Linked DNA regions of Homo sapiens: region 1 is linked to region 2. Evidence: read pairs that join two places in POLR2A ChIA-PET (ENCODE). Cell type or tissue: Caco-2. All regions are shown on one strand. Each heading gives the region's core, and the rest is flanking DNA. Links, peaks and the distances in the headings are about the cores only.

Evidence for each region. Peaks named below come from ENCODE experiments on the same cell type or tissue, not always from the same donor. Only the 100,000 strongest peaks of a DNase experiment are listed, where the experiment ranks them.
Region 1: POLR2A ChIA-PET joins it to region 2 with 9 read pairs; 2 of 35 experiments call an interaction of 5 or more read pairs at or near these places.

The regions. Positions count from the first base shown.
Region 1 is chr17:39,407,891-39,422,695 of GRCh38, forward strand. It overlaps MED1 (mediator complex subunit 1), which reads right to left. Exons shown (of 17, transcript NM_004774.4): 14 at 11,827-12,028; 15 at 7,354-7,449; 16 at 7,136-7,241; 17 at 1-2,831. Among named protein-coding and RNA genes, the nearest start is that of FBXL20, 14 kb to the left of the region's middle. In Caco-2, for the core only: no CTCF peak of the experiment used is centred there; no DNase peak of the experiment used is centred there.
Region 2 is chr17:38,877,963-38,892,767 of GRCh38, forward strand. It overlaps LASP1 (LIM and SH3 protein 1), which reads left to right. Exons shown (of 7, transcript NM_006148.4): 2 at 124-218; 3 at 12,458-12,542. Among named protein-coding and RNA genes, the nearest start is that of LASP1, 15 kb to the left of the region's middle. RefSeq lists enhancers at 1,964-2,546, 3,714-4,296 and a silencer at 6,304-6,353. In Caco-2, for the core only: no CTCF peak of the experiment used is centred there; a DNase peak (open chromatin) is centred at 7,589.

The sequences.
Region 1 (14,805 bases), core at 4,402-12,401, 530 kb after region 2:
CATGCTTTGGAGTGGAACCACTGATGAGTGGAGAGCCATAGTTTTTAGAAGAAGCCATTTGAGGCCTAAGCCCTTCTCCACTACTTTCCCCAGGTTTCTGCAAAGTCACTTTGGCTTTAATGCTAGGGGAGCCTCCATCATGCTTACTGATGATAATTTTTGCCACACCTGTGCTCCCCACATTTTTTGACTCTGAGGTCTTCTTAGAAGAATCCACTGAACTCCCGGAGGTGGAAACCTTTGATTTGTCTTTATCACTTTTCTCACGCTTGCCCTGAAACTCTCCTCCTGACATGTTATGTTTGGAGGACATAGGATGGCTGGAAGAATTTGTGCTCACCCCCATCTGGCCGTCCAGTGGGTCTTCACCCCCAGGGCCACTGGTGACAACCCCATGCTTCAGTTTATCTATGACAGCTGTCAAGGACGGCTTCTTGTTTCTGCTGGGAGATTTTCCTTTAGAACTCCCATGCTGGTTCTGAGAGGATGACATGGAAGAGCCACTTGAGGAAAAGGAGGAGGAAGATGCCGTACAGGAATTAGATGATGGGGGAGTTTTCTGGGACAACGAGCCTGAGGATCCTAACCCTGAAGATGACTTCATGCCAGAGCTTGAACTAGTTCCAGACATATGAGAACCACCAGAACCTGAACTGATAGGGGACTTGGCTTTAGAGGATGGAGGAGTTCCAGGAACAGGCTTCATTGGAGAGGCAAGCTTGTCAGAGCCTCCAGGTGGCCTTGAATGAGAAGGGGATATGTTTGGTTTACTTAAAGAAGGATTCATAAGTGATGATGGCTTTCCTTGAGGTTTCATCTTGGTGCTGCTAGAGCCACTGCTCAGTCCATGCTTGGTTATGGGAGAGGAGCCTGGCTTCCCCCCAGACTGGGATGAATTTTTGGACTGGCTAGATCCAGAAGACCCCTGGCTAGAATACATACTGCTACTTAACTTGGAACTTGATGAACCTTCTGATTTACTGCTTTTCATCTTCCCTGAGGTGGAAGCAGATGAGGAAGAGGAGGAAGAATGGCTATGGTGGCTTTTGCTGCCTGAGGAAGACACAGAACCACTGCTGGTATACTGACTGTGAGAGGAAGGCTTGCCCACCATCACTGTTCCCTTAGGAATCTGAATAGTGATTTTGGGAATGGGTGGTGTGGCAACACCTGGGGGAGTCTGAGATCTTCCTGCACTGCCTGGCGATTTAGATCCACCTGTACTGGTAGGTGGGGTAAAAGGTCTGTTAGAAGAACTATGAGATGGAGACTTTCCCTCAGTGTCTGCCTTCTTCCGCTTTGGAGGCTTATCTTTGCTTTTCCCATCATTAGAAGGGGTCCGACTGCGCTTCCCTGGTTTGCTGTCTAATCCGGGCCCCGAGAGAGTACTATTACTGGTGCCATTGCCTTCCTTTACCCTCTTTTGAGTCTTTTCTTTCCCTAAGTCCCCAGTGGTCAGTAAAGGACCCTGACTACCACTGTGATGCTCCATAAGATCTGCAGGAGCTAAAGCTTTGCCGGCTACTGAAATAATACTGAAATCAACTGTGTCGGCTTGGTTATTGCCCTTAAACTTGGTCTCCCCATTATCACCTCCAAGCATTGGCACCCCCAAAGTATTTAGTGCCTGAGATGCAAATCCTTTGAAATCATCATTATCCCCACTTTGGCTGCTTTCATCAAAATATTCTTCTCCAAAACCACTTTGGCTCTGGCTGTTCAATAAATCAGGATTGAAATCTACTCCATCATGAAAAAAATGATTGGTAGGAGAGTCACTACTGGGGCTTCCAGCAGCATCTGCAATAAGATCAGCTGGATCAGTGTATGGATTTTCATTATTGTTAGTTTGAAAGACATCAGAGTCAAACAGGGTACTCTGAGAATGCCCAGAGCTTGAAGAATCTCGAAGAGGGGTGCCAATGGCTGGGCAATCATCACTAGTGCTGGGAAGTTTAGAAGCTTCTTCTGCAATGTCTGAAAGGATGTCAGTTACATCTGGGCCAATGCTGTCTGAACTGGATAGTCGGACCATCCTTTGAATACTGGGTTGGGGGTGAGGTACTGGTTGTGGGTAAGTTGTTGGGGGAGTGCTACACTGGCTTGGAGCTGGAGTGATGTGTGGCGTATCCAGCGTGTCAGCTGTCATGTTGACATCAAAGATAGGGTTCTGTGAGTCAACATCCATTGAAAATAGCTCCCTCTGAAAGTCATCTTCAGTCTGGTGCTTTGGTTTCTCAGGTGGTAATCTTGATGACTTCTTTTTCTTGGTCTTGTTGCTCCCCGAGCATATTTCCATGCGGGGTGAGCCGGAAGAGGAGTTCTGCCTTTCTAAAGGGCTGCTTCCATAAAGGGTTGAGAAATCCTGGGCAGGATTATCTTTAAGAAGGTTCATGAGCATCGGGTGGTTCTTGGTGTTGCCGGCCATCGAAGAGACAGGTGGCGGCGTGTGATGAGGAGGGGTCGGACTCGAGCCAATGGTAGACCCCCCGTTCCCTGTGATTTGCAACAAACTGGTAAGAATTGGGTTCTGAGACACCTTGCTGAAGTCCTCCCCATGGCCCACCGACTCATGCCGATCTTTGATGCTCATGCTCATATTAAACAAGGTGGTAATGGGACCCCCCGGAAAGGTGTTGGTTGGTGTAGTGGTACCACTCATTGGGTTGTTGCCTGTGGTCATGCCATACCCTGGGCTGCTAGCCGGGGGCAGGTTCTTTTTCACCATGTCTTCAACTGTCTCTGCAATGAGGGACAGTGCTGGGGTGTCGGCTTGAATGGTTTCAGCTTTCCTCCGAATAGCCCTCATCGTCACAGGGATGGACATACATCTGCAAAATAAAGAAGAAAACAAAGTTAACATTGCAATAGCTGCTGAATGAGACCTGAGATTTAGATATAACATCAGAGTTTTGCAGTAAGCAGTTTTCAGGTAGGGCAAATAATCTGTAAGACAAAAATAGTTCTATCAAATACCAGAGCTTTGGGTAAATACATTCTAAAAATCTAACCCAACATAAAATTGTCAACCTCTTATGAATCACACAACAAAAGCAAACTATAAACAAGAGTCCAAATAATTGAATTTCAAACTTAACTAAAAGAAAATTGGTAATAATGGAACTCAGTAAGAAAATGCCTCCTTAGGGGCCGGGCACAGTGGCTCACGCCTGTAATCCCAGCACTTTGGGAGGCCAAGGCGGCTGGAACATGAGGTCAGGAGATCGACACCATCCTGGCCAACATGGTGAAACCCCGTCTCTACTAAAAATACAAAAATTAGCTGGGCGTGGTGGCGCGTGCCTGTAATCCCAGCTACTCGGGAGGTTGAGGCAGGAGAATTGCTTGAACAAGGGAGGCGGAGGTTGCATTGCACTGAGATCACACCACTGCACTCCAGCTTGGCAACAGAGTGAGACTCCGTCTCAAAAAAAAAAATGCCTCCTTAGGTCGGGCGCGGTGGCTCACTCCTGCAATCCCAGCACTTTGGAAGGCCGAGGAGGGTGGATCACTTCGGGTCAGGAGTTTGAGACCAGCCTGGCCAGCGGGGTGAAACCCTGTCTCTACTAAAAATACAAAAAATTAGCCAGCCGTGGCGGTGCACAGCTGTAATCCCAGCTACTCAGGAAGGGTAGACAGGAGAATCACTTGAACCCAGGAGGCAGAGATCGCAGCGAGCCAAGATCGTCCCATTGCACGCCAGCCTTGGTGACAGTGCAAGACTTCATTTCAAAGGAAAAAAGAAAATGTCGTCCTCTGGGGGGCTTCATATGGTAATTACAGGGATACATAATTTATTTTAATTAAGGAACCATTAGAAAAATCTCCGCCGGTCAGAGTGGCTCACGCCTGTAATCCCAGCACTTTGGGAGGCCGAGGCGGGTGGATCACAGGGTCAGGAGTTTTGAGACCAGCCTGGCCAACATAGTGAAACCCCATCTCTACTAAAAAAAAGAAAAAATACAAAAAATTAGCTGGGCATGGTGGCAGGTGCCTGTAATCCCAACTACTTGGGAGGCTGAGGCAGAATTGCTTGAACCCGGGAAGCAGAGGTTGCAGTGAGCTGAGATTGTGCCATGGCACTCCAGCCCAGGTGACAGTACAAGACTCCATCTCAAAAAAAAAAAAAAGAAAAGAAAAATCTCTTGACCCATTAAGTACTAAACCTTAATGACTTAGATCATCCCAAACCTACACTATTATAAAAAGTGCTATTTCTGTTATAAATCTTGTTTATTTTAAAGCAAAGCACTTTTTATTTTCCAGATAAATTTATATTCATAAACCTCAGTTTGCAAACGTTTTGCTCTAGAACATATGTCAGCAAATTTTTTTTTCTTTTTTTTTTTTTTTTTGAGACGGAGTTTTGCTCTTGTTGCCCAGGCTGGAGTGCAATGGCGCGATCTTGGCTCACTGCAACCTCCACCTCCCAGGTTCAAGTGATTCTCCTGCCTCAGCCTCTCGAGTAGCTGGGATTACAGCCATGCGCCATCACGCCCAGCTAATTCTGTATTTTTAGTAGAGACAGGGTTTCTCCATGTCAGTCAGGCTGGTCTCGAACTCCTGACCTCAGGCGATCCACCCACCTCCCAAAGTGCTGGGATTATAGGCGTGAGCCACCACACCCAGCCAGCAAATTTTTCTTTTTTTTTTTTTTTTTTTCTTTGAGACAGAGTCTCGCTCTGTTATCCAGGCTGGAGTGCAGTGGCATGATCTTGGCTTACCGCAACTTCCGCCTCCCAGGTTCAAGCAATTCTCTGCCTCAGCCTCCCAAGTAGCTGGGATTACAGAAGCCCGCCACCACGCCCAGCTAATTTTTGTATTTTTAGTAGAGATGGGGTTTCACCATCTTGGCCAGGCTGGTCTTGAACTCCTGACCTCGTGATTTACCCGCCTCAGCCTCCCAAAGTGCTAGGATTACAGGGGTGACCCCCGCACCCGGCCGCAAATTTTTCTTATAAGGCCATATAGTAATCCGTTAGGCTTTGTAGGTCTTGTTTCCTGTTCACCTACTCTGCAATATTAACTAGAAATCTGCCACAGACATGTAAATGAACAGCAGTGTTCCAATAAAATTTATTTACAAAAATAGGCTGCCAGACCCAGCTGTAGAAAAATCTCAAAAAATTACATATTAATGGTTCTGGGATGCATACTGGCTTAACTATCACGTAACAATTAAGTTGGCTTTTTGTTTGTTTTGAGATGGCATCTTGCTCTGTCTACCAGGCTGGAGTGGAGTGGCACAATCTCGGCTCACTGCAGCCTCCGCCTCCCAGGTTCAAGCAATTCTCCCGCCTCAGCCTCCTGAGTAGCTGGGATTATAGGCACCTGCCACCACACCTGGCTAATTTTTATATTTTTATTTATTTAGTTAGTTTGTTTGTTTTGAGACAGAATCTCACTCTATCACCCAGGCTAAAGAACAGTGGCGCAATCTTGGCTCACCGCAACCTCCGATTCCCAGGTTCAAGTGATTCTCCTGCCTCAGCCTCTCAAGTAGCTAGAATGACAGACGGATACCACCATGCTCGGTTAATTTTCGTATTTTTATAGAGATGACATCTCAACATGTTGGCCAGGCTGGTCTCGAACTCCTGACCTCAAGTAATCTGCCCGCCTTGGCCTCCCAAAGTGCTGGATTACAGGCATGCACTGCCACGCCCAGCCTAACATTTAAGTTGTGAAATCTGCTCAGGCAGACACAGTGGCTCACACCTGCAGTACCAGCTACTCAGGAGGTCTAGGTGGAAGGATAACCTGAACCTCGGAGGTCAACACTTCAGTGAGCCGTCATCACACCACTGCACTCCAGCCTGGGTAACAGAGTGAGACTCTTGTCTCAAAATAAAAAAATAAAAGAATAAAAAGATAAAAATGTCACATCTATGAAGAATTGGCACACAGGATAGGTAAGAAAAATATCTGTATTTTATTATGGCTTTCTCCTGCCTTAAAGTACCATAATTCCAGGCCTGAAGTTACCTACTTTACTTCCCATTACTCTCATAGTAATATCATTAAAAAAAAAAAAAAAAAAAAAAAAACAAAGCTGGCTGTGTGCAGTGGCTCACGCCTGTAATCCCAGAACTTTGGGAGGCCAAGGCAGGCAGATCACCTGAGGTCAGGAGTTCGAGACCAGCCTGGCCAACATGGTGAAACCCCGTCTCTACTAAAAATACAAAAATGAGTCAGGTGTGGTAGCACATGCCTGTAATCCTAGCTACTCAGGAGGGTGAGGCAGGAGAATCACTTGAACCCGGGAGGCAGAGGTTGCAGTGAGCCAAGATTGTACCACTGTACAATCTGGGCATCAGAGCAAGACTCCATCTCAAAAAAAAAAAACAAAGCTTAGATTACTTTGAATCCGAAAGCAGAGAAGGGTGAAATCAAAGCAATAACTAAATTGCTCCTTTATTTGAAATTCATGCTAATTCTGAAAACAACATTTTTTTTTTTTTTTGAGACAGAGTCTCACTCTGTTGCCCAGGCTGGAGTACAGTGGCATGATCTCGGCTCACTGCAAGCTCCACCTCCCGGGATCATGCCATTCTCCTGCCTCAGCCTCCCTAGTAGCTGGGACTACAGGCGCCCGCCACCATGCCGGGCTAATTTTTTGTATTTTTAATAGAGACGGGGTTTCACTGTGTTAGCCAGGATGGTCTCAATCTCCTGACCTCGTGATCCACCCGCCTTCACCTCCCAAAGTGCTGGGATTACAGGCGTGAGCCACCAGGCCCGGCCTTTTTTTTTTTTTTTTTTTTTTTTTTTTTTTTTTTTTTTTACAACAAAAACAAAAACACGGAGTCTTGCTCTGTCGTCAGGCTGGAGTGCAATGGCGCAATCTTGGCTCACTGCAACCTCCACCTCCCAGGTTCAAGTTATTCTTCTGCATCAGCCTCCCGAGTAGCTGGTACTACATGTGCCCGCCATCGCGCCTGACTAATTTTTGTATTTTTAGTAGAGATGGGGGTTCACCATGTTAGCCAGAATGGTCTCAATCTTCTGACCTCGTGATCCGCCTGCCTCGGCCTCCCAAAGTGTGGGGATTACAGGCGTGAGCCACCGCGCCCTACTCAACAACATTCTTTATACATCTCTAAATGGGACTCAGATGAAAAAGGGCCAAGGCTACCTTTGAACAACTTTGGCAATGAAGTCATCTGTGCAGATCAGTGCATCCGACAGCCCTTTGTAGAGTTTACAGCTCACATGTGTTGAGTCCTGCACATCCATTACCACTGAAAGACAAAATACATAGGAAATTGTTTTAGATTTAGCTTCTGACTTTTCCAAAAAAGACATAGGGACCAAACCGCTCCATGAGAGGTGTTAGCCACCCACACAACTCACCACACACCAGGGAGTCATTCACAGGGTGCTGAAAAGATACGCTGAAACGAGACTCTGAGAGAGGACACACTTCAAATTGGAGAAGCCCAGGAGAATCTAAAAGGCAAAGAGAAAGATCATAAAACAACCAAATATAAGACTTCACACAGGCTGGGCACGGTGGCTCACGCCTGTAATCCCAGCAGTTTGGGAGGCCAAGGCAGGTGGATTACCTGAGGTCAGGAGTTCAAGACCAGCCTGGCCAACATGGCGAAACCCCAACTCCACTAAAAAATAAAAAAAAGAGGCCGGATGCAGTGGCTCAGGCCTGTAATCCCAGAACTTTGAGAGGCTGAGGTGGGCTCATCACCTGAGGTCAGGAGTTCGAGACAAGCCTGACCAACATGGACAAACCCCATCTCTACTAAAAATACAAAATACAAAATTAGTCGGGCGTGGTGGCACATGCCTGTAATCCCAGCTACTCGGGAGGCTGAGGCAGGAGAATCACTTGAACCTAGGAGGCGGAGGTTGTAGTGAGCTGAGATCGTGCCACTGCACTCCAGCCTGGGCAAGAGTAAGACTCCATCTCAAAAAAAAAAAAAAAAAAAAAAAAAATTAGCCGGGTGTGGTGGCGCACACCTGTAATCCTAGCTACTCAGAGGGCTGAGACAGGAGAATCGTTTCAACCTGGGAGGCAAGGGTTGCAGTGAGCCGAGATCATGTCACTGAACCCCAGCCTGGGAAACAGAGCAACACTCTGTCTCAAAAAAAAAAAAAAAAGACTTCACACAAATAACATTCCTTAAATGTACAGACTGAAATTCTCTCTCCCTCCTTGGAAACTAAATCGCACACTTTTTTCACATACAAAACCTACTATATGTCATCCACAGATGACAGAAGGAATCAGATTCCAAGGAACCTGCCAGTTTGTTATAAATTTCTCCAGAACAAAAGTAGCTAGACTTTCAATTTTCCAAGATGAAGAAACTTAATCCCTAAAATGTAAAAGTGAATTCTGAAAATAAAAGTGGCCGAGTGTCTCATTCTACTTGATAAGCAGATATCCAGAACCACTGCCATAAACTCTGCTTTCTATCAAGTGTTTGCAGCTGTTAGATGTGCAGCCCATAGTTTGGCAAGCAGAGATATAGAGGCTATAATCTAAAATAATGTATTTATTCCACATATATCTAGCCATCATCATATGTTCTTATGCCAGATGTGCTAGCAGCCTAGACACAAGGATCATATACTTTCTTTGTAAAAAGCATGCCTCTCTATAGGATTAGCTCCATAACTGCCTTATGAAAACTCATTTTTAAATGCCCTAAAGCTATCTGGAGACTTCTTAAGGCATTTTAACACATGAAACAGAAGTGCCACAACTTTGAACATATATGCTCTATGTTATTACTCCAACTACTAAAAATTTCTCATTTCTAAAGCAATTTTTATTTCCATGAGAAGAATCTCCTGGCCCAGCACAGTGGCTCATGCCTGTAATCCCAACACTTTGGGACACTGAGGTGGGAGGAATGCCTGAGGCCAGGAGCTCAAGACTATCCTATACAACATGGCAAGACACCATCTCTACAAAAAAAATGTTGCTGTATAAATATGTACACTGAAATAAAAAGTATAATATAAATTTCTTTAAAATTTGACTAGATGTAGAGGTGCATGCCTATAGTCCAGCGACTTGAGGAGCCTGAGGGAAGAGTATCACTTGAGCCCAGGAGTTTGAGGCCAAAGTGAACTATGACTGTACCACTGCTTTCCAATCTCGATAACAGAGCAAGACCCTGTATCAAGAAAAAAAAGTCCAGGCATGGTGGCTCACGCATGTAATCCCAGCACTTTGGGAGGCCGAGGCAGGCAGACCACTGAGGTCACGAGTTCAAAACCAGCCTGGCCAACTCGACGAAACCCCGTCTCTGGTAAAACTACAAAGATTAGCCTGGCATGGTGGTGGATACTTGTAATCCGAGCTACTTGGGAGGCTGAAGCAAGAGAATTGCTTGAACCCAGGAGGCAAAGGTTGCAGTGAGTGAAGATCACACCACTGCACTCCAGCCTGGGTGACCAAGCAAGACTCCGTCTCAAAAAAAAAAACAAAAAGGCCAGGCGTGGTGGCTCATGCCTGTAATCCCAGCACTCTGGGAGGCTCAGGCGGGCAGATCACGAGGTCAGGAGATCGAGACCATCCTGGCCAACACGGTGACACCCCGTTTCTACTAAAAATACAAAAAAATTAGCCGGGCGTGATGGCGGGTGCCTGTAGTCCCAGCTACTCGGGAGGCTGAGGCAGGAGAATGACGTGAACTCAGGAGGCAGAGCTTGCAGTGAGCCGAAATTGCGCCACTGCACTCCAGCCTGGGCGACAGAGCGAGACTCCGTCTCAAAAAACAAACAAAAAATAAATAAATAAAAATAAAAGAGATCTGATTTGCCTTCCCTATTTCTTATTGTCTATCACTGGCACTGACACATATCTATCAACAGAGCGCTTCTGACTTAAGATTTTTAAAATTAACTATGGTTAGCTAGAACAGCCAAAATTTACAGCAAAGCTTCTAATAGCCAACTGTCTTTGAAAATCATCAGCATTTACGCCGGGTGCCATGGCTCACGCCTGTAATCCCAGCACTTTGGGAGGCCTAGGAGGGTGGATCACGAGGTCAGGAGTTCGAGACCAGCCTGGCCATGATGGTGAAACCCCATCTCTACTAAAAAAAATTTAAACAATTAGCCAGAGGCTGACGCAGGAGAATCGCTTGAACCTGGGAGGCGGAGGTTGCAGTGGGCCAAGATCATGCCACTGCACTCCAGCCTGGGGAACAGAGTGAGACTCCGTCTCAAAAAAAAAAAAAAAAAAAAAAAAATTCATCAGCATTCCAGAATCCTGAGAGAAAAAAGAGCTAAACCTTCTTAAAGCTGTAAGATTAAGTTCTCCAAACAATGGGGAGAGAAAACATACTCAGAACTAAACCTGGGAAGCACTCTCCTAACAACCTAAAATTTAACCTAAAACTGGCCAAGCACGGTGGCACCTATTATCCCAGCACCTTGGGAGGCCTAGTCAAGAGGATCGCTTCAGCCCAGGAGTTACAGACGAACATGGGCAACATAGAGAGACCCTGTCTCTACAGAAAAAATTAGCCAGGCTTGGTGGTACATGCCTATAGCCCCACCTACTTGGGAGGCTAAGGCAGGAGGATCGCTTGAGCCAAGGAGGTAGAGGCAGCAGAAAGCTGTTATCATGCCACTGTGGTTCAGTCTGGGCAACAGAGTGAGACCCTGTCTCAAAAAAAAAAAAGCCTCTCTCACTACAGCATTCCAAGTTCTACCTTATGTATATCTGCTACAGGGTACAGCCCCTAAAATACCCAGTTACATTACTATGTTCAGAAAAAGAGTTAAGAACATTGCAAAAAGCAGTGGTCTCCAAATGCTAGTCTACAGACTGGTTCCATCAAAATGATTTGTGGAGTTTAGATTCCCAACTCTTCCCACTGAGATTATCATTCAGTTCATCTTCGTGTGGAAACACAGCATCTGTGATTTTTTTTTTTTTTTTGAGAGGGAGTCTCATTCTGTCACCCACACTGGAGTACAGTGGCATGATCTAAGCTCAGTGCAACCTCCGCCTCCTGGGTTCAAGTGATTCTCCTGCCTAAGACTCCCAAGTAGCTGGGACTACAGGTGTATACCACCACACCCAGCTAATTTTTGTATTTTTAGTAGAGACTGGGTTTCACTAGTTGGCCAGGATGGTCTCAATCTCTTGACCTTGTGATCTGCCCACCTCGGCCTCCCAAAGTGCTGGGATTACAGGCACAAACCACTGCACTCAGCCTGGTGTTTTGTTTTTGATTCAGGGTCTTACTGTGTTACCCAGGTTGGAGTGCAGTGGTGCAATCTGAGCTCACTGCAATCTCTGCCTCCCAGGCTCAAGCGACAATCCTCCTGCCTCAGGATCCCGAGTAGCTGGGACCACAGGCGCACACCACCACAACTGGCTACTTTTTTCTAGAGATGGGGTTTTGCCATGTTCCTCAGACCGATCTCAAATCATGGGCTCAAGTGATTTGCCCACCTTGGCCTCCCAAAGTGCTGGGATTACAGGCGTGAGCCACCACACCTGGCCATCATCTGTAGTGTTAAAAGCTCCACATGTTTGAATTTTTTTTTTTTTTTGAGACAGAGTCTTGCTCTGTCACCCAGGCTGGAGTGCAATGGCATGATCTAAGCTCACTGCAACCCCCGCCTCCCGGGTTCAAGCGATTCTCCTTCCTCAGCCTCCCAAGTAGGTGGGACTACAGTCGTGCACCACCACGTGCAGCTAATTTGCTTGATTTTTATGCCAAATATGAAAAAAAAAAAACTTTTTTTAAGTTCTACAGGTGATTCTGATGGGCCACCAATTAAAGAACCACTGGAGAAGTAAGTTTCCATCTTCCAGTAAGCATATCAAAGGAAAGGCAGTACCTTCTTTCAGAATAGTTCTTTTGACACAGCTTCCAATGAGGGTGTTATAGGCCACTTGGTGTCTGATCAGATTTAGGATAAGAGGAACTCGGCCAGGGTGCTGAAAGGTGATTTTGCTAACAAGGGTTCCCTGTAGACTTCGGCCATCTGGAAGAGGAGCATCCTTGTTGAGGAAATAGCAGTGCTGCTGACCAGGAAGAGCCTGGGCAAAAAGAACAGTTAACGAGTGCTATTTAGTTACCTATTGTATTCCAACCACAAAGTATCCTGAAAAAACCTACTACTCAAAAAAGTGCAGAAAAGTCTCCACAGTGAATGTTTTCATCAGCTGATATTATAAATGTCAATCAATTACTAATTAGGCTGAAAAGATGTCTTTTTAGTAAATGCACTATGCTAGTGATTTCCTAACCTAGCTAACATAAAAACTACCTCAGAAATCTGTATTAAAGAGGTTCCTAAACCATAAATGCAAAATCTCTTTTTTTTTTTTTTTTTTTTGAGACAGAGTCTCCCTCTGTTGCCCAGGCTGGAGTGCAGTGGTGCGATCTCGGCTCACTGCAAGCTCCGCCTCCCGAGTTCATGCCATTCTCCTGCCTCAGCCTCCTGAGTAGCTGCGACTATAGGCACCCGCCACCACGCCCGGCTAATTTTTTTTGTATTTTTAGTAGAGACAGTGTTTCACTGTGTTAGCCAGGATTGTCTCCATCTCCTGACTTCGTGATCCACCCACCTGGGCCTCCCAAAGTGCTGGGATTACAGGAATAAACAACCACGCCCGGCTGCAAATTCTCTATTTTTAATAAAACACCTATATAATAATAATGCAGCCAGAATTTGGTAACCACTACTTTAGTCTATTGTAAAAGATTCAGATAAATACAAGTCCAGATGAGGTTTTGGAACGTTCCCTTATTATTATTATTATTACTTTTGAGACAGGGTTTCACTCCCATTACCCAGGATGGAGTACAATTGTGCAATCTTGGCTCATTGCAATCTCTACCTCCCAGGATGAAGCCCCTCAGCTTCCCGAGCAGCTGAGACTACAGGCATGAACAACCACATGTGCCTATTTTTTTTTTTTTTTTTTTTTGAGACAGAGTCTTGCTCTTGTAGCTCAGGCTGGAGTGCAGTGGCACGATCTCTGCTCGCTGCAAGCTCCACCTCCCGGGTTCACGCCATTCTCCTGCCTCAGCCTCCCAAGTAGCTGGGACTACAGGCGCCCGCCACCACACCCAGCTAATTTTTTGTGTTTTTTAGTAGTGACGGGGTTTCACCATGTTGGCCAGGATGGTCTCGATCTCCTGACCTCATGATCTGCCCGCCTCGGCCTCCCAAAGTGCTAGGATTACAGGCGTGAGCCACCGCTCCCGGCCACATCAGCCTAATTTTTGTATTTTTTTTTTGTAGAGACAGGATTTTGCCGGAGGATGAGGCAGAAGAATCGCTTGAACCTGGGAGGCAGAGGTTGCAGTCAGCCGAGATCGTGCCACTGCACTCCAGCCTGGGCACCAAGAGCAAAAAAAAAAAAAAGAAAAAAGAAAAGAAAAGGACAGGCAAGGTGGCTTGCGCCTGTAATCCCAGCACTTTGGGAGGCGGAGTAGGGTGGATCTCAAGGTCAAGAGATAAAGACCAATCTGGCCAACATGGTAAAACCCCGTCTCTACTAAAAATACAAAAATTATCTGGGCATGGTGGTGCACACCTACAGTCCCAGCTACTCAGGAGGCTGAGGCAGGAGAATCACTTGAACCTGGGAGGCGGAGGTTGCAGTGAGCCGAGATCGCGCCACTGCACTCCAGCCTGGCAACAGAGCTAGCTAGACTCCATCTCAAAAAATAAAAAAATAAAAAAGAGAGGATTTTGCCACGTTGCCCAGGCTGGTATTGAACTCCTGAGCTCAAGTGATCTGCCTTGCCTTGGCCTCCCAAAGTGCTGGGATTACAGGTGTGAGTCACTGTGCCCAGCCTCTTAATTACTGCTTCCAGCATTTTCCTCTCTGTAAGTACTTTCAGGATCTTTCCAGATTCTAAGCTCATGGCACTTGAAAGAATTAAACAGTAAGAATTTATAACACCTAATTATGATATTCTAAAAGTTCAAAATACCATTAAGAGTCTGTCACCCCGCCAGGCAAGGTGGCTCACGCCTGCAATCCTAGCACTTTGGGAGGCCGAGGCGGGCGGATCACGAGGTCAGGAGATCGAGACCATCCTGGCTAACATGGTGAAATCCCGTCTCTACTAAAAATACAAAAAATTAGCCAGGCATGGTGGCAGGCGCCTGTAGTCCCAGCTACTCAGGAGGCTGAGGCAGGAGAATGGCATGAACCCGGGAGGTGGAGTTTGCAGTGAGCTGAGATCTCACCACTGCACTCCAGCCTGGGCGACACAGCAAGACTCCGTCTCAAAAAAAAAAAAAAAAGTCTATCACCCAAAATTTCTTTTTCTTTTTTATTTTTTTGAGACGGAGTCTTGCTCTGTTGCCAGGCTGAAGCGCAGTGGTGCGATCTTGGCTCACTGCAACCTTCGTCTCCCGGGTTCAAGCAATTCTCCTGCCTCAGCCTCCCGAGTAGCTGGGACTACAGGTGCATGACACCACACCCAGCTAATTTTTGTATTTTTTTAGTAGAGATGGGGTTTCACCCTGTTGGCCAGGATGCTCTCGATCTCTTGACCTCGTGATCCACCTGCCTCGGCCTCCCAAAGTGCTGCTGGGATTAGACATGTGAAACACCACGCCCAGCCTCGTTTTTTTTTTTTTTTTTTTTTTTTGAGACGGAATTTCGCTCTTGTTGCCCAGGCTGGAGTGCAGTGGCGCAATCTTGGCTCACTGCAACCTCTGCCTCCCGGGTTAAGTGATTCTCCTGCCTCAGCCTCCCAAGTAGCTGGGATTACAGGCATGTTCCACCACACCCAGCTAATTTTTATATTTTTAGTAGAGACGGGGTTTCACCATGTTATCCAGGCTGGTCTC
Region 2 (14,805 bases), core at 2,751-10,750:
GTTCTCCCCACAGCCATGGGCCTAGGACAGTCCCAGCAGCTCCTGAGTGCCCCTTCCTAGGGCCTGAGCCCCTTTTTCAGAAGTCCTGGTATCTGATGTATGTCCTCCTGTCTCCATCCCCAGTTCTGGCATAAAGCATGCTTCCATTGCGAGACCTGCAAGATGACACTGAACATGAAGAACTACAAGGGCTACGAGAAGAAGCCCTACTGCAACGCGTGAGTCCTGTTCTGGGCAGGGGGCTGGGTGGGCACCTTGGCTCCCTCCCCGAGTGAGTTCTTCCTTTCCTTCCAATAACCGCAAGGTGACATTGGCGAACACTTCCATCCCCTACTTGAACATCACAGTTTGTCCTCACAACAGCTGAATGAAGCAAGCACTTTTTATCCCCATTTAAAGTGCTTTTATCCCCCATTTAAAGTGCATTTAAAGTACAGATGAGGAAACTGGGGCTTAGGGAAGGGAAGAGACTCTCAAGGTGGGATGGCTAGGGCAAGACAGGCTCTAACCCAATTTCGGGCAGTAAGGCGAGCACGTTTCTTTCCACTGTCCCCTGCTACAAAAGAGGGGGCTTTCCTCGTGGTCTTTCAAGAATGAGTGACGTGTCTGTTGTATTTGGGGTTGAGGACTTTGTTCTGTTTACCTTCCCTTATTTCTCTCCTCAAAATCGACAGTTTCCTTCTCTCACCTGGGTACTTCTAGGCTTTGGGGGCTCCTTCCTCCAGTGGTTCCTTCAAGAAAACTCTCTGGAAGCCTCATGCCAGCCCTTTTGGTGTTCATTTTTTGAGAATGGGCAGGGGTGCATAAAGGGTGTTGCCTGGGCCAGATAGATCTCTTCCCTGCCTGGTGAGGGAGGCTGTGGAGACTGTTTCTTTTGAGTATAGTCATCTTGAGTATAGTGCAGCTCTGTTCCTTCTGCACTGGGACCTGCAGCAGCTGACGGTAGGGAGGGAGTATAGAGGTGGGGTCCCCCATCCCAGAGCCTGGAGGAATACCTCCCCTCCCATCCCATCCCATCCCATCCCATGCAATCCCAGAAAGTACAGCAATTTTCCATCTTCCAATTGACCTTGTGAGTAGCAAGTACAAACTCAGTGTTGGGGCCTCACAGCCGCCTCCACCTGCGAGGTGGAGGCTTTGGAAGGTCAAGTCACTTATAAGTAATGATGTAATGATAATTTCTTTTTCTTTTAATTTGCTTTTTTTTTTTTTTTTGAGTCAGAGGACTCATCACCCAGGTTGGAGTGCAGTGGCGCGATCTTGGCTCACTGCAACCTCCGCCTCTTGGATTCAAGCGATTCTTGTACCTAAGCCTCCTGAGTAGCTGGGATTACAGATGCATGCTACCATGCCCAGCTAATTTTTGTATTTTTTAGTAGAGACCGGGGTTTCACCGTGTTGGCCAGGCTGGTCTCGAACTCCTGACCTCAAGTGATGCACCGCCTCAGCCTCCCAAAGTGCTGGGATTACAGGTATAAGCCACCTCGCCCAGCCTTAATTCGATTTTTTTTTTAATTTTAACTTTTTTTTTTTTAACTTCAACCAACTCAAGTAATGGTAATTTCAGTGTTCACATGAATTTAGGATCTGACTTGAGTCCAGTTTTTTTTTTTTTTCTCTTAATTCTCAGTCAGGAGGCTCTTTGCAGCTGAAGTTCACCCAGGGAAAAAAAAATTTGGGACTTGTCTAAAAAGGGGGCTTAAACCTCCAGCCTTACCCCTAACCTTACCCCAAACCTTCCTTGCTTCCTTACCCCCTCCCGTTCCCTGGCTAAGACCACTCTTTCATCTTTTTAGGGGCTCGCTCATTCAGCAGACATTTATTGCCTGCCTGCTGCTATAATACATACTAACCTGCACCAGGTGCTGGGAAAACAGATTCCTGATAAAAATCTCAAGCCCAAGAAGCAACATGAAGTTGTCCCTTCTGGAAGAAGGAGGGCACTGGGCAGGTTATCTGGGTAAAGGAAGGGTTGCAGCTCTGTCCTGGCCCCTCCTTCAGCTGCCCCTTCTCTTCTATTAATTTCTACTGTTCCTCTTCCCCCTACCAACCCCTCCCACCCCCACAAGGGAAATGGGACATTCTTCGAATTCTTAAGGGCTCACACAAGCCCTGGTTCTCTGCCACTTCCTCCCTCCATTGGGTAGTGGGGTGGGGTTCAGAGAAGCCAGGGCAGTTAACCCCTCCGTTGCTGGACCACCTCAGGCTAGATTCTGAGCCTCCGCCCCAGCACGCAGAAGTCTGACCGAGCCTTGGAGCCCAGTGACTCAAGCAGCCTAGAATTCAGTGAGCACTGGGAGCTGGAGAAAAATCAGAGGCTTGTCCTTGTTTTCTCTGCGTTTTATCAGCCTCATCCAAAGTTCCAGCTTACTGTTTTTACTGTCTTCTTGGGAAGCTGCCACAAGGTTGGGTGGAGGGCTCCTGCAGGGACTGGGGGAGCCAGAAGAGGCAGATCAAGGTTTCTTCTCTGGGTGATGCTTCCAACTTGCAGAGGCAGAGGTTCCCCTGTCTCCCTCCTGGCCTCCAGCCAAAAGAAGCAGGTTGGCCTCTCCATGTTTCCTCCAGCTTTTGTAGCCCTAGCCTCTGCCATGCCTCATTGACCTTTGGCCCAGTTGGGATGTTTCCTGGGAAGGAGCCTAGTGAGAGAGACCTGGGGGCTTTGTGACCCAGCTGTGTTTCACTTTAGCTGTAGTAGCACCTCCTCGCCCAAGGCAGTCATTCTCCCTCCCCTGCATCCACTGGGCCAAGAAGTTACCCGTGGGGATTCTGGGATGAACCAGGTGTGGCGCCCGCTTGCAAGGAGTGCTCTCTGGACGTGTCTGAGCCTTGGTTTCCCCATGGTTAAAAATTCCTGCCCAGGAGGCCTGGCATAGTGGCTCACGCCTGTAATCCCAGCACTTTGGGAGGCTGAAGCAGGTGGATCACTTAAGGTCAGGAGTTCTATCAGCCTGGCCAACATGGTGAAACTCGTCTCTACTAAAAATACAAACATTAGCCAGATGTGGTGGTGGGCACCTATAATCCCAGCTACTCAGGAGGCTGAGGCAGGAGAATTGCTTGAACCTGGGAGGCCAGGGCTGCAGTGAGCCAAGATTGCCTCTGCACTTCAGTCTGAGCGACAGAGCGAGACTCCATCTCAAAACAAACAAACAAACAAACTAAAGATAAAAAAAAATTCCTGCCCAGGGATGTTGGACCCTAGACCAAAGAGGATTTATTGAGCTCTTGCTATGTGCCAGACGCTAGGCCGAGTGTTTGCTGTCATTCCCTCCTGCTTTCTTACTTTTTTTGTTTTTATTTTGCTTTGGTTTTTTGGAGACAAGGTCTCCAAAAAAACTTCGTCCTGCTCAGTCACCCAGGCTGGAGTGCAGTGGAGTGATCATGGCTCACTGCAGCCTCCACCTCCTGGGTTTAAGTGATCCTCCTGCCTCAGCCTCCCTAGTAGCTGGGACCACAGGCATGTGGCGCCATGCTAATTTTTAAGTTTTTTGTAGAGAGGAGGGCTTGTCATACTCTTGGCCTCAGGTGATCTACCTGCTTTAGCCCAGCCTCCTCGTGTTTTCTTCCTGCCTCTGGTCTTATCCTTGAGTGACATTCAGGTTCCTGAATCCTGGGTTTACCAGGGTACAGCTTTCTGCCATTTCTGTTCTGGTCTTGCTTTGTGGACCACAGGCCTGGCTTCCTTCTCTGAAGCATCACGTGCTCCATGCTGGGCCAAGCCCAGTGCAGGACCCGTAGGGGCACGTGGTTTCTTCTGGCACTTTGCCAGGGAGTTGGGCCCACCCAGTGAGTGTGTGAGTTTGGTGTGCAGGGAGGCCTCTATGTTCTGCCTGTCTCTGGCTAGTCTCTGAGGGGAGCTAGGATCTTGCAGGGGGCTGGTCAAGAAAGAAGAAAGCTATCTTTCCCTGTGGTTTCTCAAGATTCAGATTTAAGCTCTAGAAAGTGACTGTAAAGTAGGCAGTGAAAAGGCCTCTTCTGTTTCTGTCCTTGCATCAGACTTGTTTGGGGGAGAGGCAGGGGAGAGAACATAGGCCAGAGCTCACTGCCAGCCCACCTGGTGTGGCGGACCCCCACATGCGTGCAGTTACACACATGCCTGGTGTGTAGGCAGACACCCACGCCGGTGCTGGGGCGGGGGAGGAGGACTTGGGAGCTGGACTGAATGGGCTGTGTTTGTGTTTCCACCTTCAGGACTGCAGCCATGCAGCCAATGCTGTGGCAAGGTTGAGGGTGCACTCCCGGCTTCTGCACAATAGCCAGTGGTGGAGGAAGAACTGCTAATAGAATTCTTTTTGTTTGTTTTTTTTGAGACGGAGTCTCTGTCGCTCAGGCTGGAGTGCAGTGGTGCGATCTCCGCTCACTACAACCTCTGCCTCCCAGGTTCAAGCGATTCTCCTGCCTCAGCCTCCCAAGTAGCTGGGATTACAGGCACCTGCCACCATGCCCGGCTAATTTTTGTATTTTTAGTAGAGATGGGGTTTTTCCATGTTGGCCAGGCTGATCTGGAACTCTTGACCTCAGGTGATCCACTCGCCTCGGCCTCCCAAAGTGCTGGGATTATAGGCATGAGCCACTGCCCGGCCCGAATTCTTTCTTGAAGCTTCTGGGTGGGTGGAGTGAGCCTGCTCTTGGTGAGAGAGATATTTAAGAGAGATATTTATGCCCTCCATTACTTGTTTTGTAAACTGGATTTTCCAAAAGTGGGGCAGATCAGTCCACACGCCCAGGCTTAGCATAAACCTGCATCGTTGTCTCCCTGCAGATAGTCTAGAGTACTGCCTGTTCCCTCCTCTTTAGGGCCCTACTGACAGGAGGCAGGGTTGCCAGCCAGGGAAACCAGCTTGTGAGGTGTCAAGTGGGAGGTGGGCATGGGCTGGGGAAGGAAAATTGGGGGACTTGGTTGCACCTTTCCCCTCTTCTCTGACTGCACATATTTGGGGTTCATTCTCCAGTTTCCTTGAGCTGTGGGGTAAGGACTGAGGAGGGTAAAGATGTCCCTGATTCTGGGGAGCCAGGAACTATGTTTCTGCCCCTTCCCTTAGGCATCAGATGGGAGTAGGGTGTGGTCTGTGTCAGACAAGGCTGGGTGCTTAAGTGTCTCTGGATTCTAGCAAACTGTCTTTAATCCCAGCTGCTTTTAAAAGGTGGGGCAGGGTTGGGTGCAGTGGTTTATGCCTGTAATCCCAGCACTTTGGGAGACTGAGGAGGGTGGATCGCTTGAGGCCAGGAGTTCAAGACCAGCCTCATCTCTACAAAAAATGAAATAAATTAGCCGAGTGTGGTGGTGTGGGCCTGTGGTCCCAGTTACTTGGGAGGCTGAGGCAGGAGGATTACTTGAGTCTGGGAGGTTGAGGCTGTAGTGAGCCCTGATTGCACCACAGCACTCCAGCCTGGCAACAGAGGGACACTCTGTCTCTAAAAAATGTAAAAATGAAAATAAAAATAGGTGGAGCAGGAGTAGGCAAACCCCGCACTGGGGCCCAGGGCTTTCCCTCCTTCCCAAAATTGTCTGCCTCTAACTGGAAAAATGGGGACTAGGGATGACAGTGTGGGGGAGGGCAAGTGCAAATGGCCAGCCCAAGTAGCCAAATGTGGCCTCCAGGTAGCCCTCCCACCTCACTTACCCCCAAATCCCTGTCCTTCAGGCCTCCTGGAGCCTGAGGGATCACTTTGCTTCCTAACACCTACGTTTTACAGATGAGGAAACAGGCCCGCGTTTCCATGCCTTACTCAACTTGCAGAATTGTTTCTCTTCTATATTACCGACAGGGGCAGGCTTTTTTTTTTTTTTTTTTCTTTTCATTTTGTGTGCAATCTGATGGCTGGTAAGTTCTTCCTCAAGTCTAGCCTTGATCTTTTTGACTGCTCTTTTTTTTCCTCTGATTGAACAATGCCTCCTTGTTGCTTCCTATCGCCACCACTTCAGCCCCTTAGGCCTGAGGGGATGGACGGGTGAGAAACTGGGTTAGCAGGGAGCCCTCCCTTCCCGCCTGTGGGCAGCCTTCCCAGTAGGGGCTTTTGGAATCCGCAGCTCTTTCTAGAGGCAGGATGTGGGGGCTGTTTTTTTTTTTTCCTTTTGGTAAAACCAAAAGCTCCTTGTTGCTTTTGTTGATGTCTTTTTGTTCCTCCTTGAACACAAAGCTGTGGTTTTTGAAGAGATCCAAGCCTGGAACGGGCGAGGCTCTGTGTAGAAAGGGCGCTGGGCTTTCGGGTTCGCTATCCTGTTCTTCTGACCCTGGAGTGTGGCTGATGGCAGGACTGGAGAGTGAGGCTGGTGGCTGACAAGCTGTCCCTGTCACCTGTGAGCCCGGAAACCTTGCCCCTGTAGTCCCACCAAGCAGGAAGGCCACCCAGAGGTCCTCACAGATAACCCCTCTCCTGGGACACAGGGCCTCTTCAGTATCATATCCTTTTTTTTTTTTTTTTTTAATTTTTATTTTTTGAGACAGAGTTTCGCTCTTGTTGCCCAGGCTGGAGTGCAATGGCGCAATCTTGGCTCACTGCAACCTCTGCCTCCTGGGTTCAAGCGGTTCTCCCGCCTCAGCCTCCCAAGTAGCGGGGATTACAGGAGGCCGCTACCATGCCTGGCTAATTTTTTTGTATTTTTAGTAGAGACGGTGTTTCACCATGTTGTCCAGGCTGGTGTCAAACTCCTGACCTCAAGTGATCCGCCCACCTCAGCCTCCTAAAGTGCTAGGATTACAGCGTGAGCCACCACGTCCGGCTTTTTTTTTTTTTTTTTTTTTGAGATGGGGTCTCTCTCTGTCTCCCAGGTGGAAGTGCAGAGGTGTGATCTCGGCTCACTACAACCTCCGCTTCCCGGGTTCAAGGGATTTTCCTGCCTCAGCCTCCTGGGTAGCTGGGACTACAGGCGTGTGTCACCACGCCCGGCTAATTTTTGTATTTTTAGTAGAGACAGGGTTTTGCCACGTTGGCCAGACTGGTCTTGAACTCCTGACCTCAGATGATCCGCCCGCTTCGGCCTCCCAAAGTGCTGGCATTTCGTGCCCGACCTGTATCATATACCTTTGAAAAGTTCAGAGGGATAGGCAGCTCCTAAGCAGGTGTGGCTGAGAGGCCCCAGAATATCTCTCATAATGGCCGAGCTTGGAAACGAGTTGGGTTTGAAGGATGAAGTGCTTTGTTTTGCACCCAACCTGCCAAGCACATCTTTCCCCAGAACTGAGTGCTGGAGGTGGCTGGGGTCCATCTGGCCTCCCCTTCGCTGTCTGGGCAGCTGTGGTGTAGAGGAGAATGCCTTGGGCAAGGTCTCTGTCCTTGACACTGGACCTCAGTTTCTTCATCTGTAAAACGGCACAATGAGAATGCCAGCCTAAAGCTGTGTGGTGGGTTTTGAGAGAGAATGTGCACAGGACTCAGTGTGCCAAGATGTTGCTTTGTGTCTCTGTAAATTGTCCTGAAGCCCGAGGCTGCTGCCAATAGCTGCCTGTTTGCCCTGCCCTATCCCTGTCCAGTCCCTGTTCCTGCCCCGCTTCTTCCTGTCCTACATGCCTCTCCCTGCAAACTCCCCAGAGCAGCTGATAGCAGGGAGGAAGGGTGGGTGGGGCACCTGCAGAGAGCCCACCACCCACTTGGAATGATTAACAAGGGGCCAGTACAGGCTGGCCTATGGGACAAAGGACAGCTGTGCTCTGGACTCTGCCCTGCACCCAGCTGATCACCTGTCCCTCATTCCTCGCCATGGCCCAGTCTGTCATGGGGTTGGGTTCCAGCGGAGTCACCAGCTGGGACGGGTGGCCCCTGGTCTGTCTTAGCACCCATGTTGGCATGCACACATTTCCAGCCATCCCTGCTGGGATCTAGGGGTAATGGATGGGATGGGCAGGAAGGGAAAAGGTAGAATTCCCAAAAATTGTTTCTGGAGGGAGGTCAAATCAGTTGGAGCTTTCTTTGAAGCCCGGCATGCTGGTGGGGGGAGGGGTGCAGCACTGATGTTCTCATGCCTTTGCTTCTAGAAACAAACCCGTGACACTTGTCCTCCTCACCTAAATTATCCAGAAAGATCCTATAGACACAGTCTCCTGACTTTGCCCTCATGGGCTTCTCCTTAGTTGAGGACCCCCTTGCTGTCTGTGCCTCTTCCTCAACCCCCGTAGACCTCTCTCTCTCTCTCACTCATTCTCTCTCACTCGCTCTCTCACTCTCACTCTCTCTCTCTCTCTCTCTGTCTCGCTCTCGCTCTCTCCTCACTCTCTCTCTCACTGTTGCTGCTCTCCTGCCTGGAGCTGAAGATGAGGTTGCCATGGAAACCTGAAGCGTAGTGAGCCGGGAGAGGGAAAGGCAGAGTCGTCTCGCCAGGGCTGGGGGCTGGGGACTGGGGACTGTGGGCTGTGGGGAGGGGACAGGGTTGACCCAGCAAGAGGAATATAGCCCAAGCTGTCTGCCTGCCTTCCTCTGCCTGGGGTTGGGCTTAGTGGGCAGGGGAAGGAGCTTGGAGGCTCTGGAGTGCCTCTTTAATCTAGTTAATCTGATGCAGGATTAAAATCCTCCCTCACTCCTGCCAAATTAAGCTGAGCTCACATCTGGGCTGGCTCACCCCCACTTCCCTTCTGATGGGATTAGCACTCCAGCTGTCGGGGGCTGAGACTAGGGGGAAGGGTGCTTCTGAAGAGGATGAAGTACCTGCCAACCCCACCCAAGGTGCCTGCTGCATGTTGGAGGGGCTCCCGAGACCGTCTGGTGGGTGTAGGGTGAGCAGAGGGACACAGTGTGGGGTGCAGGGGGTGTGTGGACATGGCCTCAATGCAGCTGCTGCCTGGGTGTCTTGGAGGCGCCCATCGGTGCAGAGGGCACATCTATATATTCATCGTGTGTGAGGCACAGTGCAGTGTGTGTAGGAACTTCAGACTGTGGAATGGGTGGGGCACGTCAGGTGCACCTGTCTGGCGGTCTTTGGGCACTGGAGCTGGCCTCTGTTTTATTTATTTATTTAATAAAAACAGGCTCTCGCTCTGTAGCTCAGGCTGGTCTCAAACTCCTGGCTCAAGAAATCTGCCCTCCTTGGCCTCCCAAACTGCTGGGATTACAGGCGTGAGCCACTGCACCCAGCCTGGCCTGTTTTAACCCTGTGCATTCTGGCCAATGAGAAACCCCAGGGTTTTGCAGACCGGGTCTGGAGGATGTGTTTGCCCTGCTTGCCTCTAGCCCTCCCCATCAAATGCTAACCAGCCTCATCTTCTCAGAATTGAGTCTTCGAGTGCTGGGCCAGAGCTGCCCGGAGGTCTCCTCTCCCCCACCCTGCTTTTGCCACATGTGCCTCTACTTCCATGTGCTTGCCTCACCACAGCCCCTGCCCATACAGTCTGCAGAATGGCTCTGATGTTGGGAGGAGGGTCGTCTCGTCTCTGAAGCGCTCCCTCTTAGGGCCTCAGGGCCTGCCAGCCCTGCTAGAGATCTTCCCTTTCTGGTCTCTAGGAACAGACTCGTGGTTGATCATCCCTTGGCCTGGAATTGTACAGGAACTTTGAAGGGAGCTCCTCAGCTGTGGGTGGCCCTGGCTGCACGGGGACGACCCCAGACTTGGCCACGTATTCATCACAGGCCACGTCTGTTGCCAGCTGCGGACACCTGTGTTTGCCTTTCCTCATCTTCCCTTCCTCTGCTGGAGGAACTGCGAGTCTGGGCTGACCTGGGTGGCCAGGACCCAGGTGAGGGCTGGGGGACGGGCACCGCTAGGATCATCTGGATCCGGGACAGTGAAACTGGCCCAAGGGAAAAAGGATTTGCCAAGGTCACCCAGTAAGTCAGTGGCAGGGCCAGAGCCCTGCACTGGGCCCTGTCAAGTTATGCTCCTTTGATTGAGGTCTCCAAATCCTGAGCCCTGCCCTTCACAAGTGGTGGCCTCAGGGGAAGTCGCCTGTTTACAGGTAGCTCTGATGCACGGCCATGTGGGCGGCAGGAGAACATGCCGAGCAGAGGGGCAGCTCGTTCTTAGCTCTCGAGTGTGTCAGTTTTGGGTGGAACGTGCCTAGGAAGAGGTCCCAGGAGGCCATCTATGGCTTACCTGGGTGCAGCCTGTGAGTCAGGGATCTGCAGGGGTCATAGCTGTGGTGGGCTGTGGTCACCCAGGGCTAAAAATGGCCTGACGGGCTCCGGCTTGGAGAAGCCACCCACCAGTCCCTGAAGTAATTGGGGCCCATGCAGACCCCCAGACATTTCTCATAGCAGCACATACACACAAACCACATGGCTCAGAGCTGCCTGTCTCTCCTGCAGCTGGTTTGCTAGGGGACCTTGTGATGAGAGAGGGATGGAGAAGGGCTGAGTTCTAGTCCTGCACCAGCTTCAATTCCTGGCGTGACTTTTTTTTTTTTTTGAGATAGAGTCTTGCTCTCGCCCAGACTAGAGTACAGTGGCGGATCTTGGCTCACTGCAAGCTCCACCTCCCAGGTTCAAGTGATTCTCCTGCCTCAGCCTCCTGAGTAGCTGGGATTACAGCTATGCGCCACGGTGCCCGGCTAATTTTTGTATTTTTAATAGAAACAGGATTTCGCCATGTTAGCCAGGCTGGTCTCGAACTCCTGGCCTCAAGTGATCCACCTGCTTTGGCCTCCCAAAGTGTTGGGATTATAGGCGTGAGCCACCATGCCCAGCCTGACATTTGTTTATTCAACAAATATTTACTGAGCATCGCCTACTATTCTAGGAACTTGAGATAAATCAATGAACAAAAGAGACCCCAAAATCCCTCCCTTCATAGAGAAGTAGTGGAGAGAGAAGACAATACATTGATGTGATAAATAAGTTAATTATGAAGACTGCTAAGGGAGAAGTGCCTGGTGCCAGCACACCGTTTCCTCCTCTGAAATGAGGGAGTTGGACCAGAGTCTTCTGGAGGTCTCTGCAGGCTCTGAGGGTTGCCGTGGCTTCGGCTGCCTCCAAGCCAGGCCCTCTTCCTGGGGACCAGGCTGTGCTGGGCCTGGAAATTGGCGGCTAAGTTCAGCATGAACTGAAGAAATCGTCTGGGCGCAAATCTGGATCCCTGTGTGTCTTGGCCATGTTGTTTAACCTCTCTGGCCTCAGTTCTCCCATCTGTCAAAGGGGTACGCTGAATACCAGTCACACAGGTGGCTGTGAGAATTCGGTGAACTAGGGCACATAAGCCCTTAGCACAGGGAGAACATTCACTGTTTGTTTTTTTTTGTTTTGTTTTGTTTTTTCTTTTTGAGACGTAGTCTGGCTCTGTCACATAGGCTGGAGTGCAATGGCAGGATCTTGGCTCAGTGCAACCTCTGCCTCCTGAGTTCAAGCGATTCTCCTGCCTCAGCCTCCTGAGTAGCTGGGACTATAGGCGCACGCCATCACACCCGGCTAATTTTTGTATTTTTAGTGGAGACCGGGGTTTCAGCATATTGACCAGGCTAGTCTTGAACTCCTGACCTCGTGATCTGCCCGCCTCGGCCTCCCAAAGTGCTGGGATTACAGGCATGAGCCACTGCGCCCGGCCTAATTCACTGTTGTTACTATAGATTGAGCAGCCCTAATCCAAAAATCCAGAGTCTGAAGAGCTCCAAGATGCAAAGCTTTGAGTGCCGACGTGATGCCACAAGGGAAAATTCCACACCTGGCCTCATGTGATAGGTCATAGGTCAAAAAGCAGTCAATAATTTTGTTTCATGCATAAAATTATTTAAAATATTGTATAAAATTACCTTCAGGCCATGTGTATGAGGTATATAGGAAATGGTCCCATCCCCAAGATGTCTCAGTATGGATATTCAAATATTCTAAAATCTGAGAAAAAATCCAAAATCTGAAACACGTCTGGTCCTGAGCATTTCCAATAAGGGATACTCAACCTGTATTTTACCTGTCACCCTCAGGTGACCTCCTTTTTTGTCCTCAAGCTGGCCTTCCCACCTACCCTCCAGTTAGGTTGGACCTTGTTAACCGTTTGAAATACCACTTTAACCGTGTGTTTTCTCTCTCACCACTTCCTCCAGGAAGTCCCCCTGGATATGTGTGTCCCTTTGTTTTTCTGTCTCCCCCTTGCTCTCCTCTGCATGGTCGGTCTCCACTTCTGGTCTTAGCTGAAAGCTTAGTCCTGACTCACCTGTGCCCATCTTCCCCCAGCCGGGCCCAGTTGCCTCGACCTCCATGTGTGGTAGGCACAAGGCATGGATTATCCCCAAACAAGGGTAACCTTCAACCCTCAGAGAGTGGCCCAGTGGCCATCCTTTCGCTCAGGACAGTTCTCCTTGGCTGGCCCATCACTGATGCCTGCTGCGTCTTCCCAGGTCAGCCAGTCCCAGCTGAGTCTGAGAAACGCTTGTCTCCCCTCGGCCTTGGTGGTGGACACTGAAGTCCTCCTGTGGGGCCGGGCCAGGGCGTGCCCAAGCATAGGACGAAGTTCCCAGGAGGGCATGCTCTGTGAGAAGCCCAGAGGCTCCTGCCCCTCCCCCAGAGTCACCCCCACTCTGTTTTTTCTGTCCTGCAGACACTACCCCAAGCAGTCCTTCACCATGGTGGCGGACACCCCGGAAAACCTTCGCCTCAAGCAACAGAGTGAGCTCCAGAGTCAGGTGAGGGGCTGGGCGGTGCTGGGGCCTGGCAGGGAGGGATGCTGGGGAGGGAAGTTGTAAGGTCGGCATTTGGCAAGAGTACCTTCCCCTGCGGTTACTCTGCAAGGCCAAGGTGCTGAAATCCTAGCATTGCCTTTAATCTTGACCCCACCCCTGACTTTATCAAAGGAGCAGGGTAGAGCGTTCTCCCACTTCCTACCTAGAGGGGGTTGGAGAGGTGTGGGTGTCTATTTGAGCCCGCTCTGGGGCTCCCTAAAGCCTACCTCCTCCAGGAAGCCACTCTCCCCTCCCTCTTCCCCATTCACACTCACCCACAAAGGAGGGGTTTGGGGAGGACCAGGGAATTTGCCCCTCCAGGTCATGCCAGTCTGAGGCTGGGCAACCAACCCTCTATAGCCGCGTCCCAAACCTCCACCCACTGAAGGGCAAGGTGTGAAGGGGGCCCTGCCATGGGGGCACAGGATAGGGGGCTGTTCCGCCTCTGTCTCCTTTGGCTTGACTTTCCAGAACACTGCTGAGTGGGAGGTATGTGCCCCTGTAGGAGGGGAGGACGGGTTCCAGGCCTAGGGAGAACTTGGTCTTTAGGGGACACGGAGGAATAAGCAAAGGGTCTGGAGTCCTGAGAACAGAACAGCTGACCCACCCTGCCTGGGGGTGCGAGGGCTCCTGGGACAAACCTGGCCAGTGATGAGGTGGGGTGGGGTGGGGCGGGGCTTCAGCCGATGAAGGATTAGGCGCGAGAATACATGTAGGGGAATTTACCACGTGGGCAGCGCGCCCAGGACCCACTCAGGATCGGGAGAAGACTGCAGAGGTTCCACCCGGGCCACAGAGGGGATCTCTCCCAGTTCCTCCAGAGGGGACTCCTGCTGCCTGATCTTGATGTGACTGCCCGGGTCCATCAGGGAGAACCGACCCTGCCTTTTGTCAGGCTTTCCATGCACCCTCTCTCAGCATCCTCCCAGCAGCCCTGTGAGGAAGGTGCTATCTTCCCCATTGTTACAGATGAGGCGACTGAGGCCCAGCGACTTTGAGGGACTAGCTGAGGTCCTGCGGGTAGGAGAGGCAATAATAATATTCACAGCTGACGATGGAGGGCTCAGTGCTCCCGGCGTGTGAGCTCGTTTAATCCTCACCCAGCCCTGTGCAGCTGTAGCATCACTTCACTTCAGAGAAGAGGAAATAGACACTGGCAGCTTTGAATGTAGGTTTGTCTAACCCAGGGACTATCCACTCCCCAAGAAACAGTCTCTACCTTAATAATAAACATGATAGTTCCTTATGCTGTTGAGAAGTTTTGTAGTTTAGGGCTGGGAGCCATGGCTCACGCCTGTAATCCCTGTGCTCTGGGAGGCCAAGGTAAGAGGATCACTTGAGCCCAGGAGTTCGAGACCAGCTGGGGCAACATAGCAATACCTGGTCCCTAAAAAAAAAAACGAGCAGAGATGGTGGTGTGCACCTGTGGTCGTAGCTACTTGGGAGTTTGAGGCGGGAGTATCACTTGAGCTGAGGAGTTGGAGGCTGCAGTGAGCCATGATCGCACCACTACACTCCAGCCTGGGTGATGGGGTGAGACCCTGTCTCTAAAAAAAGGAAAAGCAAGAAATTGTGTAGTTCAGCAAGTGCCTTTAGTTAGTTCCCCTGTTTATCCTTGACTGGGTTCTGGGAGAAGGTAAAAGACCCAGCGTCTCTGTCTTACAGATAGGGGAACCGAGTGAGTGAATGCGGATCCAGGATTTGGGCCCTGGTCTTGTCACTCCCAAGTCTGGGGCCCTTGATGCTGCACAGCCCTGGTAGGGCCTGAGGCTCACAGAGGAAGAGAGCAGCAGCTCACACCTGCCACCCACCCACCTGCGGCACAGAAGCTGAAGTTACTAGGAAGCAGGGAACACCACAGCCTGCCTGGCCATATTTTACAGATTCTAGCCAGGCCCTGACTCCTGCCTTCAATTCCCTGCCCTGTGGAAGGGCCATGGGGGCCAGAGGTGGAGGGGCTCAGAAGGACCTCGGAGAAGAGGTGCTGGGAGCAGATAGCAGGTCTTTGGAGACACACACACACACACACACACACACACACACACACACACCCTTCTCAGGGGAGAAATTCAAACCCCTCAGCCTTTGTCAGTTCCACAAAAGCGTGGCTGCAGCTCTTTTTGCCCCGGCACCCTATCCCCGAGGGGTGGGGTTTGAGGAGGAAGCACCTCCACGTTGTTCCCCCTGCCCAGGATGGGCAGCAAGTGGGCAGGGCATGCTGTTGGCA